2 separate regions of the Homo sapiens genome follow, and region 1 is linked to region 2. Evidence: chromatin loops called from intact Hi-C (ENCODE). Cell type or tissue: HCT116. All regions are shown on one strand. Each heading gives the region's core, and the rest is flanking DNA. Links, peaks and the distances in the headings are about the cores only.

The links. A loop is a pair of places that touch in the nucleus more often than their neighbours do. Peaks named below come from ENCODE experiments on the same cell type or tissue, not always from the same donor. Only the 100,000 strongest peaks of a DNase experiment are listed, where the experiment ranks them.
Region 1: a loop joins it to region 2, with 3.0 times the contacts of the local background. A loop is called at or near these places in 2 of 110 quality-filtered maps.

Annotation. Positions count from the first base shown.
Region 1 is chr1:12,773,549-12,776,436 of GRCh38, reverse strand. It overlaps PRAMEF12 (PRAME family member 12), which reads right to left and starts at 2,699. Exons shown (of 3, transcript NM_001080830.5): 1 at 1,283-2,699; 2 at 319-894. The coding sequence starts at 1,569. In HCT116, for the core only: no CTCF peak of the experiment used is centred there; no DNase peak of the experiment used is centred there.
Region 2 is chr1:12,274,237-12,277,146 of GRCh38, reverse strand. VPS13D (vacuolar protein sorting 13 homolog D) reads right to left here. Exons shown (of 70, transcript NM_015378.4): 19 at 1-1,322. Among named protein-coding and RNA genes, the nearest start is that of VPS13D, 46 kb to the right of the region's middle. In HCT116, for the core only: CTCF peaks have their summits at 691 and 1,580 (motif pointing left); a DNase peak (open chromatin) is centred at 1,603.

The sequences.
Region 1 (2,888 bases), core at 1-2,500, 500 kb before region 2:
CCATCGTCTTAACTTAGACACACATCCTCGGGAGGAATTCACGAATGCACCCTCACTAGATCTAAACCCTGCAGTACCTTCCTAGCATGGCAGCCTCTCTATAGCATCTAGCCCAGGAGATCCCGCTGGCTTATTGGGATGGATGTGTGACACCTATTTCAGGACAGAGCTGCCAACAGGACAATGCATGGACATTCTAGTGTCCCCTTCGCTGTTACCTCCTCACAAGCTGGCTCACAGTAGATACCCCCTGGTGTTTACAGTAATAAAGAAAGTCTTTGCTGCGGTCTGCAGAGAAAGCTCACCATACTTCCTCACCTGAGCAGCTGGTCCAGGTGGCCTTCGAGGAAAGAGACAGAGTGCATGTAAAGCTTCTGGAAGTAGTCCAGCTTGAGGAACTGAGAGGTGAACTGGATGACAAACTGCTCCTTCCTGTCTAGGGGAATGCAGGCAGAGACATGGATGTTGAAGAGAACAAGTTTGCGGAGATTCCTCATCTGGCCCAGGTAAGGGGCGAACCTTATAAGAATGGACAGCTCCCACGGGCAGCACACTTCCACCTCCTGGATACAGTCTAGCTCCACCGTGTTCAGGACCTCTATGATCCTGTGGATGGCTATTCCAAAAATCTGCAGCTCCTTGCAACACACGTGCAGTAAGCCTTTTCTCTGCTTGCCCCACTCTAAGAAGTGGGTGAGGCATTCATCCAGCGTCCCATTCTTGAAGCAAAGGTCTAGGATCACCATCAAGGGCTGCTGCCCACCCGGCCTTGGACAGTTCCCTGCTGTTCGTCTCTTACTCAGGGCCTCTGGGGAGAGTGCAGAAGCTCCAGACCATATGCCCCAGAAGTTCTCATCCACATTCCGCAAGTCCAACACTTGAAGTTTCCACCGCCTGTGGGTAAAAGAGAAGAGAGGCTCCAAATTTAGGAAGGATTTGAGCTTTTATCCACATCCCGGACATCAGCGACTCTCCTCCCTGCTGCTTCTCCCACTCTCTGTCTTTTCTCCATCCCTCTTTCTCCTTGAAACCTGCCTGGTCCCCACTGCTAGTGTCTTCAATTGCCACTGGCAGGAGGCAGGTTCCTGATCCTTCAGTGGACCCTGCATGGTGAGCAGTCCTTTCCCAGAGGAGCTGGACAATGGCCAAGGCCTCTCTGAGCTTCCTCCCCAGCCCCATCAGAAGTCTCTGGGCCACCCTTGGGCCTCCCACTCCTTCTGACCCAGCTAACCCTACCCTGGATGCCTGAGCCCTCCCCACCTGGTTAGCTGGGTCACCTCACCTGGGGCGAACCTTCTGGGCAAGCAGTGCATCAAGCCCCTCCAGCACAGCTCGAAAGATCTCTAGATTACATGACTTCATCAGGGACCCTAGAGGAAGGCAGGTGAAGGGCCAGGCCTGCACCATAGTTGTCAGGGTCTCGCAGCATCTCCTGGTAAAGGCCTCCATGAACAGTGGGGGAAAGAGCTCCCTGGGCAGCTCCTCCAGGGTGGGGATGGCCAAGGCCCGGTCTCTCAGCAGACTCTGCTCAGCCAGCTCCAGGAGTCTAGGTGGGGCCTGGAGGCTCATCCTGATGAATCTAGAGAAAAAAACATCATTCTTACGGCAAATCACATCACTTCATCATCTCCTAGTGCCAATGTCATTGCTCTGGTAGAGGTGGAAAGGTAATTAGTTCACCCCAATTCCACTCTGCACTTTCTGGACACAAATCTGTAATTCTGCCCTTGCTGGTACCATAAAGAATGTCTTCCAAACAATGAGGAGAGGGCAAGGTAACCACTGGCCCATTCATTTTCAACCATTGCTGCACTAAATCTCAGTAACACTGGGAAGCGTTGCTGAGGATCCTGAAAGCTAAGCTCCACCTTTTTGAGAAAATATTTCTTGTCACTTACCACCCTAAAACAATGGGAACGAGAATGTCCTGTGGCCCCACACAGCCTACATTCTCAGTTCCCACAATTGACATGCTTGCAGAAGACTAAAGGGACTCCTTGGAATCAGCGCCATTATTTTTTATTTTGAAAAATTGTAACAAGAAATTGTAAAAACAGCATGACAGTGTTCTAGAGCCTGTGAAAGTTAGGGATAAAAACACTAACTCTCAGATGAAGGTTCCAATGTTGATCTCTTACACAGACTCACAATGACCCACTTTGGGATGGAATCTAGGGGAAAAAAATGGGTCCCATGTTCAGAACAAAGACTCCACTCTTGAGAATGGCCTATGGAATATCTTTAAGGTATTAGTAAAAACTAAGGCCTAACATGTAAAATCACGATGCCACCAAGTCTATGAACTATAATTTAAGGGCACAAAAACCAATTATTTCAAATGTCACGAAATAAAAATTCAACCAGTTGTAACTTTTTAATATCTCTTGTTAAAAAAAAAACTGCTTCAATAAGAATTTTGAAATGACAAAAACCAAGCACAAATCCAATTTTGGGGGATGAAGACAAAACTACATTTAGAGGAAAAATCAAAGCCTAAATTTGTTCTTCTGAAAACAGACAAGAAAATTCTCTCTGCCACCTTGGGCTGCATGTCACCATCCCTGACTGGCTGGCTGGCTGCAGATCAGATGGGCATGACCCTAAGGAGGTGGTGACTTACCAGATCTGGACTCAGTTTGCAGGGTGCTGCAACCTCTCAGAGAACCGAGCAGTAGCTCCAGGTGTCAGCGCCTTGGATTCTCTCCTGTGCACCTTCGGGAGCTTTTATGGACCTTTCTAACCACACCCTCCCCATCTCAACAACCAACTTCCAATCAGAAAATGATGTCTGATTAGATTCTGAAGTTCCACCCAGTTAATCCTGATTGAGTTTGCGACTTTCTTCTGATTAATTGATTGGATCAGATATACGTTTATGAAAGTGAAAG
Region 2 (2,910 bases), core at 164-2,663:
TCTATTTGCCATGCCCACTGTCCGAAGAAGCAGTAAGTTCAGCCTATGGATTTCCACTGCAACCTCAGTGTTTTGTTCATATGTAGACTGGTAAGTTCCTTGTTCTCTGAAGCTTCTTTCAAAATCAGTCATTAAAGGTTGAGGACTTAAATCATCTTTTTCCTTGGGAAAGGATTTTTGAAGAAAACCAATTAGCTCCACAATCGTCTCTGGATTGAGGATAATATCTAAATTATTCACCTGTAGGGAAATCACCTGAAGAGTACTGTCTAAATTCATCGATGGGCACTCTGAACTCACAAACTGATATTCCAACTTAATAAGGGACTCTTGCTCTTTGGTAAGAATTTTGTCAAGTGAAACACTAGTAGCTGATCGGTCGTTCAGTGTAGCTCCATCAGTTAAGTGGGCCACATTCGGTCCAGAGACAGGAGACTGGGCCCTGCTATCCCGAAGGCTTCCCGTTGGAATATCAAAGCTCAAGTTCTTATGTGAAGCCATCAAAAGGTCAAAATCAGCACCATATGTCTGCATGGTATCCACCAGGAGCAAACCATGAACAGTTAGGGAGACTTCAGCATCATAAGGCCTCTTCACAAAGTGAGCATTGGTACCAAACACCTTGAGCACAGAAATGTACCGGCCATTGCTCTCAACACCAAGCTGCATACAGTTCACTTTAAATTCCGCCAGGAGGAGCTGCGACTCCACCAGAACCTCGCGGGTATGCTGCTCCAACAACACAATGCTCTGGGTTAAATTCATTACGGAGTCTTGCAAACTTCCCCGCTGCTCCTCCTGGGGAAAAATCTTTTCTTTAATCTGAGTGTCAGAAGTTTTCATTTCTGGGGTGGTGAGGAGAGCAAAGCAATTCTTTAGTGCAGATATTTTATCTTCATTAATGTGGATTTTTAAGTCTGGTAAGTTGCCTGAGAGCACGGCTCCTGGATATTTGGGATCTGAAGTATAAATCAATCGACGCTCTAACTGTAGGTGAACGTTGAACTTCTCTACCACATGTGTTGGTCCCACGTCAATATCCTGGACATGCTTCCAATTGTCTTTCACTCGTCCAACCATGATCTGGAGGTCCATAAATGACAGCGAGTACCTCTCATACATCTTTGTGCTCATTAAATGTGCTTGAAGCTGTTCTTCACTGAACTCAACTCCAGAAAAGGGAGGTGTTTTCTCTCCGTTGCTGCTGCTTGACTCGGGAGGTGGGGTGTTAGGAGGTGTGGCCAGGGGGGTCTTATATTCATCATCACTAAACTGGGTCTCTTCAGATGCTGACCCATCCCTACTTTTCCTCCTGGAGTTATCTGAAGATAAAAAAAAGAAGATTCAAATATATGTCTGCTATTTCCCTCCTCTTTCCCTTAATGTAATAATTATGAAAGGTAGAGAATCAACCAACCCCAGTTTGTTTAAGAAAACTGAGGAAAACTCTTAAGCATAATATCTTTGTTTACCATTTTCTAAGTGTGAATTTACCTATAAATTTGGAAATCAAAACACAAATATAAAAAAGTATGGACACGAAAAAAGCTGGAGGCCCCCTGACATGAGCGCCACCTGCTGACCCAATGCTGCCTCCCCACTTCTCCCCTGCCTTGCCATGGGCGTGAGCTGCTTTCACCAACCCTTTCTTACGTCCCTCTCTAGAGTCTTTTATTTCTTTTCCTTTTTCTGTGTGTTCATTTGTTTCCCCCACTGGAATGTTCTTTTATTTCAGGTGAAGTCTCACTCTGTCACCCAGGCTGGAGTGCAATGGCACGATCTCAGTTCACTGCAACCTCTGCCTCTCAGGTTTAAGCGATTCTACTGTCTCGGCCTCCCAAGCAGCTGGGATTACAGGCATGTACCACCATGCCCGGCTAATTTTTTGTATTTTTTACATTTTTATTTATTTATTTTTATTTATTTTTGAGATGGAGTCTCATTCTGTCACCCAGGCTGGAGTGCAGTGGCATGATCTTGGCTCACTACAACCTCCACCTCCCAGGTTCAAGAGATTCTCCTGCCTCAGCCTCCCGGACAGCTGGGATTACATGTGCCTGCTACCATGACTGGCTAATTTTTGTACTTTTAGTAGACACAGGGTTTCACCATGTTGGCCAGACTGGTCTCGAACTCCTGACCTCAGGTGATCCACCCACCTCAGCCTCCCTAAGTGCTGGGATTACAGGCGTGAGCCACCGCACCTGGCCAATTTTTTGTATTTTAATAGAGACAGGGTTTCACCATGTTGGCCAGGCTGGCCTCGAACTCCTGACCTCATGTAATCCACCCACCTCAGCCTCCCAAAGTGCTGGGTATTACAGGCATGAGCCACCACGGCCCAGCATCCACTGGAATGTTCTGAGAGAAGAGAGGTCTCATCTTTCTTGGTCAACACAGTCTTCCTAGTGCCGAGGTAGTGCTTGGTGAGCGGTAACTGATCAATATGCAATTGTGTGGCCCCAGAGTCCACAATCAGCTCCTCTTTCTCCAGCTGAGCAGTGCGCCAAGACAACTATAAAAATACACCACTGGGGCTGGGCATCGTGGCTCACACCTGCAATCCCAGCACTTTGGGAGACTAAGACAGGCAGATTGCTTGAGGTTAGGAGTTCGAGACCTGCCTGGCCAACATGGCGAAACCCCATCTCTACTAAAAATACAAAAATTGGCCGGGCGTGGTGGCTCACACCTGTAATCCCAGCACTTTGGGTCGCCAAGACAGGTAGATCACTTTGAGGTTAGGAGTTCAAAACCAGCCTGGCCAACATGGCGAAACCCTGTCTCTACTAAAAATACAAAAAATTGGCCAGGTGCGGTGGCTCACGCCTATAATCCCAGCACTTTGGGAGGCCAAGGTGGGCGGATCACCTGAGGCCAGGAGTTGAGACCAGACTGGCCAACGTGGAG